3 separate regions of the Homo sapiens genome follow, and regions 1 and 2 are each linked to region 3. A link is a contact called in ENCODE Hi-C or POLR2A ChIA-PET data. All regions are on one chromosome and are shown on one strand. Each heading gives the region's core, a stretch centred on a gene start or an enhancer-like site at or near the end of the contact. The rest is flanking DNA. Distances are from core to core; before and after follow the strand shown.

The links. Hi-C counts contacts between places; a loop is a spot of excess contacts on that map. ChIA-PET counts read pairs that join two places held with the same protein, here RNA polymerase II (POLR2A). Pooled maps may share reads with other maps.
Region 1: a loop to region 3 is called in a map with no recorded cell type, with 6 times the contacts of the local background. The contact joins the enhancer-like site here to the promoter of ZFAS1 in region 3. A Hi-C loop is called at or near these places in 2 of 37 single-sample maps with no recorded cell type and 2 of 50 pooled maps. POLR2A ChIA-PET finds 5 or more read pairs at or near these places in 1 of 52 experiments (GM10248).
Region 2: a loop to region 3 is called in a pooled map, with 3 times the contacts of the local background. The contact joins the enhancer-like site here to the promoter of ZFAS1 in region 3. A Hi-C loop is called at or near these places in 4 of 50 pooled maps. POLR2A ChIA-PET finds 5 or more read pairs at or near these places in 3 of 52 experiments (activated CD4-positive, alpha-beta T cell and activated T-cell).

What each region holds. Positions count from the first base shown.
Region 1 is chr20:48,845,201-48,847,900 of GRCh38, reverse strand. It overlaps a transcript of PREX1 not described here. Among named protein-coding and RNA genes, the nearest start is that of PREX1, 19 kb to the right of the region's middle. RefSeq lists an enhancer at 908-1,187. Within about 2 kb of position 1,325, at least 5 of the 41 ENCODE cell types and tissues checked have a DNase peak (open chromatin) inside an H3K27ac peak, as active enhancers do.
Region 2 is chr20:49,784,323-49,787,263 of GRCh38, reverse strand. No RefSeq gene overlaps it. Among named protein-coding and RNA genes, the nearest start is that of SLC9A8, 27 kb to the left of the region's middle. RefSeq lists an enhancer at 1,342-1,581. Within about 2 kb of position 1,468, at least 6 of the 41 ENCODE cell types and tissues checked have a DNase peak (open chromatin) inside an H3K27ac peak, as active enhancers do.
Region 3 is chr20:49,276,830-49,279,529 of GRCh38, reverse strand. It overlaps ZFAS1 (ZNFX1 antisense RNA 1), which reads right to left and starts at 1,352. Exons shown (of 4, transcript NR_036658.2): 1 at 814-1,352; 2 at 322-426. It overlaps ZNFX1 (zinc finger NFX1-type containing 1), which reads left to right and starts at 1,473. Exons shown (of 14, transcript NM_021035.3): 1 at 1,473-1,509. SNORD12C (small nucleolar RNA, C/D box 12C) reads right to left here and starts at 585; the gene lies at 507-585. RefSeq lists enhancers at 769-968, 844-1,138, 896-1,396, 1,397-1,897, 2,239-2,298 and silencers at 1,059-1,418, 1,469-1,698.

The DNA of each region.
Region 1 (2,700 bases), core at 76-2,575, 430 kb after region 3:
GTTGAGTGAAAGAAACCAGACACAAAAAAGCACATAGCACATGATTCCAATTACATGGCAGGCAAAACTAATTTATAGAAATCAGAAGGATGGGGGCTGACTGGAAGGGGACCCGGGGGAAATTTCTGGGGTGAGGGGAATGTTCTAGATCTCGATTGGAAGGGTGTACACACGGGTGTAGACATTTGTCAAAATGCATTGAGTCATATATTCCAGACATGTGCATTTCACTGCAAGTAAATTTCACCTTAGTAATAATATGAAAAAACACCACCAAAGCCTGGAAAGGAATACTCTGACAAGTTAAGAGTGTTTTATCTCTATATGGTGGAAATAGAGGCAATTTTCATTTTCTTCTATATGCTGCTCTGGGTTTTCCAAGGTTTCCGTGATGCACACACATTCCTTTACAGAGCAGAAAAGAGTTTCAAAAACAACACGGCCTATACATTATAGATAAAGCATATGTGTCTCTTTTGTGTGTCTTTTATTTATTAGTCATTTGGGGAGGGTTTGTTTTTTTTTTTTTTTTTTTTATAAGAGAAGGAAGAGGGAGGGCAGGGCAAAGAAAGGAATCCTCTCAGTTTTTTCAGAGCACTCTCAAAGGCCCCCTCCTCCATGAAGTATTCCTTGATCTCTCCCCCAAATCTCTGCCTCTGCATAACTCATCTTAACTCCACTCTGACCCAGAAGGACAGGGTGCTTTCCTATTCTCTGAGAGCCTAGAGCACAGAGCTTTGCACAAGGTGTCTTGTTGGTCTGGGATCCTAGCACTGTCTTTTTAAGAAAGCCCCAAAGCAGGCCCCGGGTGTGGGTAGGCCCCTTGCTGGTCATATTTTCCACCCACCGCTGAACCTATCCCAGGCTGATGAGGAACTGAGAGGGTGACCTCCTAGCCCCTGGAGGGTAGGAACACATACTTAGGGGACTCCCAGAGGCTTTGTAGAAACTCCTGCCTCCCCTTGAAAGGTCAAGCAGCCATCTCTGGCCTGTCCTCTCCTACTTTTGGGTTTTCTTCGCCTAGAGTGAGGCACGTGGGTGGGTGGGGGCTGCAGCCGGCTGTAGACGGGAGTGTCCAGCAGGCACATGTTGCTTCTCTCCTGGCCCTCTGGTCCCCGAGGGAGCTCTGTTAACACTCCCAGGCACCCCATCCATGGGGCTGGGAGACTGTTTGCTGGGGCCACCTTTGGCTGGGGAGCAACTGGGCCACTGGCATTGTTTCTGTCTCCAGCAACACAATAGAAGTTTTGCTGGGGTCCAGGGAGCGTCTACAAAGTGCTCTCCTTTGACCGCCAGGAGCGGCTGCCTGGCTTTTAATCTCTGGTGTGGAGTGGGCAGGGCAAGACCAAGGTGGAGACTGTTGTACTGTAGGAGGGTCGGGCTGTTTTCAAGGGGAGTGGTTGTGTGAGATGAACGAGGTGCCAGACAGCAGGATGGTGGGGGAGGAGACAGCGAGGACATCCCCATCTATTAATATAAGGTGGGCTGGGAGACCACCAAGCCAGAAGTCAAGTTCAAAAACCTGCTGGAGAAAGGAGTGAGAATGGACAGAGGATAAGACCACCTGCAAGTTCTTTCCTCTCCGCCGTGAAATTATATGCGGGATCCTCCCTTGCACTTCTCCCCTGGGCCAATCCAAGCCCCACTGCCTGCAGCCCCCTTTCTGGACATGCACCACAGCCTGTAGCTAGTCTCCTTGTTTCCTCTAGGCCAGGCTTTGATTTATTGGCTATGTGACCGTAGGCAAGTTTCTGTAATTCTCTGTGCCTCAGTTTCTTCATCAATAAAATGGGAATGATTATGGTGCTGACCTCATGGGGTCGGTGGGAGGACTTAATGAGTTAATATATACGGAATGTGCTTAGAACAATGCCTGGCACACAGTATCTACTATCAAAGTGTTAGCTGTGATCATTTTTATTATTATGGGCCATCGTCCATGCAATAGCCTGTGAGACCATTTAAAAACCTGAGTCACATCATGTTACATCCTTGTTTAAATTCCTCCCCTGGCTGCCCACTGCACTTAGCATAAAATCCACACATCACTTTTGAGGCCCTGCTGGATCTGCCTGTCTCCACATTACCACCTCACTGGCCTCCTCGCGGCTTCTGGAAAGCTCAAATTTGGTCCAGCCTTGGGGCCTTTGCACTTGCTATTTCCTCTGCCTAGAAAGCTCTTTTTTTTTTTTTTTTTTGGAAACAAGGTCTTGCTTTGTCACCCAGGCTGGAGTGTAGTGGCACAGTCACGGCTCATTACAACCTCAGCCTCCTGGGCTCAAGTGATCCTTCCACCTCAGCCTCCAGAGTAGCTGGGACTAAAGGCATGGACCATCACACCTGGCTAATTTTTTTGTATGTTGTAGAGACACTTTTCGTCATGTTGCCCAGGCTGGTCACAAACTCCTGGCCCCAAGCAATCTTCCTGCCTTGGCCTCCCAAAGTGCTGAGATTACAGCGTGAGCCACTGCGCCCAGCCTAGAAAACTCTTCTCATGCTTTGCAGAGTTGGTTTTGGCTGTGCATTTAGATCTCAGCTTATTTATTACCTGCCTATGGAAGCCTCCCCTGATCACCTTATCTAGGTGTGTGCCTCCCTGTATTTTTCTATGAGAACATCCTGTTTATTTCTTAGCTGCTGTCAGTTATGGGTTAATTGTTTAATATCTCCCTCTAACCGGAAATATAAGCTTCACGAGGG
Region 2 (2,941 bases), core at 219-2,718, 510 kb before region 3:
ATGCTGGGTACTGATATCGTTCTGCACTGGACTTTGGAATCAACAAAATAGAGTTTAAATTTTTATTTCATGCCTTCCTGGGCTGTATGACGTTAGGAAAGTTCCTTAACCTCTCTGAACCCTGCTTTCATCATTTGCTAAGCAAGGATAATGGTATATTACTCATCAACGGCTGGGAAAATCAAATAAGACAATGGACATAAAGTTGAAGTATAGTATTCAGTCCAAAGAGGGTGTTCAATACATGGTCATTTTATTGATAAGGAGTGTATGCTGGGTTAGAACATGAGCTTGGAGATCAGAGAGACCTGGCTTTAAATACAGACCTTCACTTCCTGGCTGAGCAAATTATTTAACCTCTCTGTGCCTCAGCCTCCCAATATTTGAAATGGAAGCAGTAACAGTTCCAGCCCACTGGGTGGCTGAAGCATGAAAGAATGGATGGCACATTTTATTTTATATTTTATTTTATTTTATTTTATTTTATTTTATTTTTTGAGAGATGGAGTCACCCTCTGTCATCCAGGCTGGAGTGCAGTGGCACGATCTCTGCTCACTGCAACCCCTGCCTCCCAGGTTCAAGCGATTCTCCTTCCTCAGCCTCCCAAGTAGCTGGGATTACAAGTGCCCACCACCATGCCCAGCTAATTTTTGTACTTTTAGTAGAGATGGGGTTTCACCATGTTGGCCAGGCTAGTCTCGAAATCCTGACTTCAAGTGATCCACCCGCCTCGGCCTCCAAAATGCCCGGCCAGATGGCACATTTAAACCAGTCAAGCAAGTATGCTTTCGCTTTATTTTGTGTTATTATTAGGTTCCTTTTTCTCTTTGAGGGCATGGAGGAAGAGACAGGGTCAAAAGGCTGTTGCTACAAACATACAAAGTTTGTAGTAAGTAAGTCTTACACAAAAGAATACGTGTTATGTGCTGCCATTTCATCAAGTTCAAAAAACGGCAAAAATCATCACTGCTGTTGGAATCAGGATAACGGTTATCGCTTAGGATGGGAAAGACTTGAAGGGAGCTTCTCCGGGGCGGGGAATGTTCTGTTCCTTGAGCTGGGGGCTGGTTACCCCGCTGTCTGCCTTTGTGAAAATGTATCGAGCCATCGCTCCCCTGTGCACTTTCCTTATTTGTGCACTTTTCTGTATGTCTGTTACACTTCAATAAAAAAGTTTTCCCCCAAAAGTCTCTGTGGTCTGTTGGAAGCTGGCAATGGCCAAGGGGCTGAGGCGCACAGGTGGGGACCCTTCCTTGCTAGCCACCGCAGTTTCTGTTTCAGCTTGAGGTACAGCAATCAACTTCCTCTTCAGATGCATGACTTGCTGCTGACCTCTAGAACCTCTGGCCACAAGGCTCCTCTTGCCCCTGTAATGTGGCCTGATTCCATTCCTTCATCTGGGTCCAGTCTGGTGCCAGCCAGCCTGACTGTCCATATTATCAGACGCCAGGACTGTGGGACAGACTTGTTTAGAAGGATATTTTGATCAGTAGCCTTGGGTGGCAGCTTCAGATCAACCTCATATTGAACTTACAAGGAGGGTTGGTGCTGTCTGTTCTTTCTTTTTTTTTTTTTTGAGACAGAGTTTCACTCTTGTTGCCCAGGCTGGAGCGCAATGGCACGATCTTGGCTCACCGCAACATCTGCCTCCCGAGTTCAAGCGATTCTCCTGTCTCAGCTTCCCAAGCTGGGATTACAGGCATGCGCCACCACGCCTGGATAATTTTCTATTTTCAGTAGAGACAGGGTTCCTCCATGTTAGTCAGGCTGGTCTTGAACTCCCAACCTCAGATGATCCGCCCACCTCGGCCTCCCAAAGTGCTGGGATTGCAGGTGTGAGCCACCGCGCCTTGCCTGTTCTTTTATTCATTAATTCAAACGACAAGTTGTAGACACCTAACATGTACATGGTTCATGGTTTGTACAAGGATACTTCATTCATGCATGCATGGATTCATTCATTCATTCATTCACATACCTGCTAGGCACTGTGCTAGGTGCTGGGAACGCATCTGTGTAGAAAACAGACAAGGTCCCTGCACTCCTGGAGCTGATTCATTAGTAGAGGGAAACGGAAAATAAATAAATAAATTGCCCAGCATGATGGTTCACTTATAATCCCAGCACTTTGGGAGGCTGAGGCGGGTGGATCGCTGGAACCCAGGAGTTTGAGATGAGCCTGGTCAGCATGGCGAAACCCCTTCTGTACAAAAAATACAAAAATTAGCCAGGTGTGATGATGTGCACTTGTGGTACCAGCTACTTGGGAGGCTAAGGTGAGAGGATTGCTTGAGTCCAGGAGACAGAGGTTACAATGAACCATGATCACACTACTGCACTCCAGCCTGGGCAACAGAGTGAGACCCTGTCTCAAAAAAATAAAAATAAACAAGTAAATGCACAGTATGTTAGATGGTATGAGTGCTACGGAGAAAATTTAAGCAGAGACACGGACAGTGAGTGCAAGACGTGTTTGGGGGCAGGTTGCAATTTTTAATAGAGTGTTCAGAAAATGACTTCCTGAGAAGATGGCATTTAAGCAAAGACTTGAGGAAGCCAAGGGAGTTGGCCATTTGAATGTATGAGGGAGGGCTGGGTGTGGTGGCTCACACCTGTAATCCTAGCCGTTTGGGAGGCTGAGGTGGAAGGAATGCTTGAGGCCAGGAGTTTGAGATGAGCCTGGGCAATATAGTGAGACTCCCATCTCTACAAAACAATAAATAAATTATTTATTTATTTATTATTTAATATATTTCATTATTTAATATATATATTATATATAAATATATATACATATATTATTTAATATTATATATAAATATATATATATTTAATATAATAAATAAATAAATTAGCCAAGCTCGTGGCACACACCTGTAATGTCAGCTACTCAGGAGGCTTAGGTGACAGAACCAGAACCTGTCTAAAAAAAAAAAAAAC
Region 3 (2,700 bases), core at 103-2,602:
CCTCAGCCTTGTGAGTTGCTGGGATTACAGGCGCGTACCACCACGCCCAGCTAATTTCTGTATTTTTAATAGAGTCAGGGTTTCACCATGTTGGCCAGGCTGGTCTCCAAATCTTGACCTCAGGTGACCCATCTGCCTTGGCCTCCCCAAGTGCTGGGGTTACAGGCGTCAGCCACAGCGCCCGGCCGTCAGAACACTTTTTTAAATACCTAATAAATGCTCGATAGAAAGTGCTTTGTTAAATCCCACGTTTTCCTAGAAAACTAAAGCTTCTCAAAGCACGTGTTTTCTACAGTAGACCCATAGGAGACAAAGACTTACTCGTCAGGAGATCGAAGGTTGTAGATGTCTGCACGTGGCTTCCTTGGAGGTCCAGTGGTGACTCCCTCTTCCAAAATCCATTCTGTACCCGCTGGCTGCTCTAACCTGTGAACCAACAAATAAAGGGCGTTAACCGCCATCTTCCCACGGTCAGAAACGAACAAGGCCGGGCCTTTTGAGGCCGATGTATCAGAACTAACTGGCAAAATATAAGACGTCAGCATTGTCGATCTGATGGGGAAAAAAGTGAAGTCATCATTTACACCAGCCAAGGGCTTCTCAGGCCCGTGCAGAAGGCAGTGGCTTTTCCAGCTCCAGAAACTCATTTCTCCCACGCCCTTAAGGCCTATTTGGGGTCAGAGACGGAGAAGCCACGAGAAGGAGATTAGGGCTGGCCGCAGAGACGACGGCACAAAGAAGGGAAGGGAGGACCAGAGGTCTCCAACGAAGAACATGGAGTTTCCACTCACCACACACAAAACGGGAACTTACGGGCAGGACAATAGCGTATGAAGCCTGACTGCAACTAGGAGAAGTACCACACTCCGGGCACCGCAGACGCGAAAGAACGAATGGCTTCCTGAACCTCCCTTATATAACCAAAGATGGCTTTCGCACCTGCGCACTGGACCCGAAACGCTCTCTTTCCCGCCCGCTCCGCGCGCGTCGCTCTGGGAAATGTAGTCTCGAGCAGCACAGCCCGAGGCGCTCTAGTAGTTGTCCAGGCCGCGTCTAGCCCCGCCCCCTTCCCTCTACACGCCGGGCCACCCGGGCTTGTCCGCTTCCTCGCCATGTCGCGCTTCACACGCACCAAACCGCTCGACGGGTTCCCCTTCCTCTGGGGCCGGCTGAGGCCCGCAAAGGCCTTGGGCGCAGTCATCTCCCGCCCCCCGCGGTCCGCTCCCCTCAGCCGCGCCCGCCTGAGCCCGCCGGCTCCGCCGCCGGGGGGAGCTGAGGTGACGCCCTCCTCGAGGGCGGAGGCGCCGGCCGTGCCTGGGCCAGGCCCTCGTGCTCTCCACCCTGGGCCCCCGCCTCCTCCTTCTCCTCCTCTGGGCCGCCCGCCCGGCTCCGCCCAGGGTCTGCGGGGAACGGAAACCGAAAGTGCGCGGCGCCGGGCGGGGCCACCGACCTGCCTGGGCCGAAGCCCCAGCACTCGCCGGCGGCAGTGAAAGGACGCGCCGGAGCCGGGTGAGTGGCCCCGCAACTGCCCCTGCCCCTGATTCTTCCTTGCCTCGCCGCGAACCCCGGCGCCCGCGCCGACCCGCCACTGCCTCTGCCCGTAAGACCTGTCACCCTCTCAAGCCCCCAACGCACCCGTCACCCGCTCAGAGCCCCTGGCCCCTCAGCGCCCCGTCGCCCCCTCAATCCCCAGACCCCCATCACCCACTCAGAGCCTTGTCACCTCTTTGGCCCCCAGCGGCATCAGCACCCACTCAGAGCGCCTCTCAGCGCCCCGTCTCCCCCTCAGACCCCAGACCTCCATCGCCTACTCAGCGCCCCGTCACCCACTCAGCCCCTGGCCCATCTCAGCGCCCCGTCGCCCCTTCGGCTCCCCTGTACTCTCTTTAGTGTCCCCATCCCCTCAGCTGGCCCGTCGCTCTCCCCAGCACCCCCGACACCGTCACCGCTTCTGCCCTCAGCACTTCGATCTCCTCTGCCCCTACCCCTGTCTGTGCCCTCCCTTCTGCCACTCGCACCCCCCTCATTCCTCCGGCCTCACCTCCTGTCACCTTATCAATCCCCCTCTTCTACAGAGCACCTCGGCACCCCCTTCAGCCTGCTCCCTGCCCCCACCCCGCCGCCTCCGTCCTCAGCAAGCACCCCCTGGTGCTCGCTACCACCCTCTCCCCAAGGCCCCCATAACCCCGCCACCTCACAGCCTTGGCGCTCCCTGACCCCATAACATTTCCATTAGGGACCGTGGGCTCCCTGGGTCAGGGATTCCCCAGGACCCTGGAGACTTCCCCCAAACCCAGCTCTGCCTCCGACCTCAGCCTCCTGCGTCCCACTCTGGTGATGACTAGCCCCTCTCATTCTGACTCCAGGCCAGCTTGATCATCACTGATTTTCTTCTTCGTGCCCTTTAGGCCTTGATTCCCCCCACCAAAAAAAAACACTTCAGTCTGTTTTCGATCCCAGCATTTCCTGTTCATGTCTACTCCTCCCTTCCTTCCCTTGCCTTTTTTTTAACATCTTTTTTTCTTTTCTTCCGTTTCTTTTAAATTTTCTGGAGTTTCTATTTTAGCATTTTTCAACAAGGGGAAGAAGGAATTTTCCCCTCGGAGAATTGAAAATAAACAAACAAACTCTAAATACTGAGCCTGCGCCAGGAGGGCTGGGTTTGATAAGATGAGGGAGGGGACTCACCAGAGATATTCC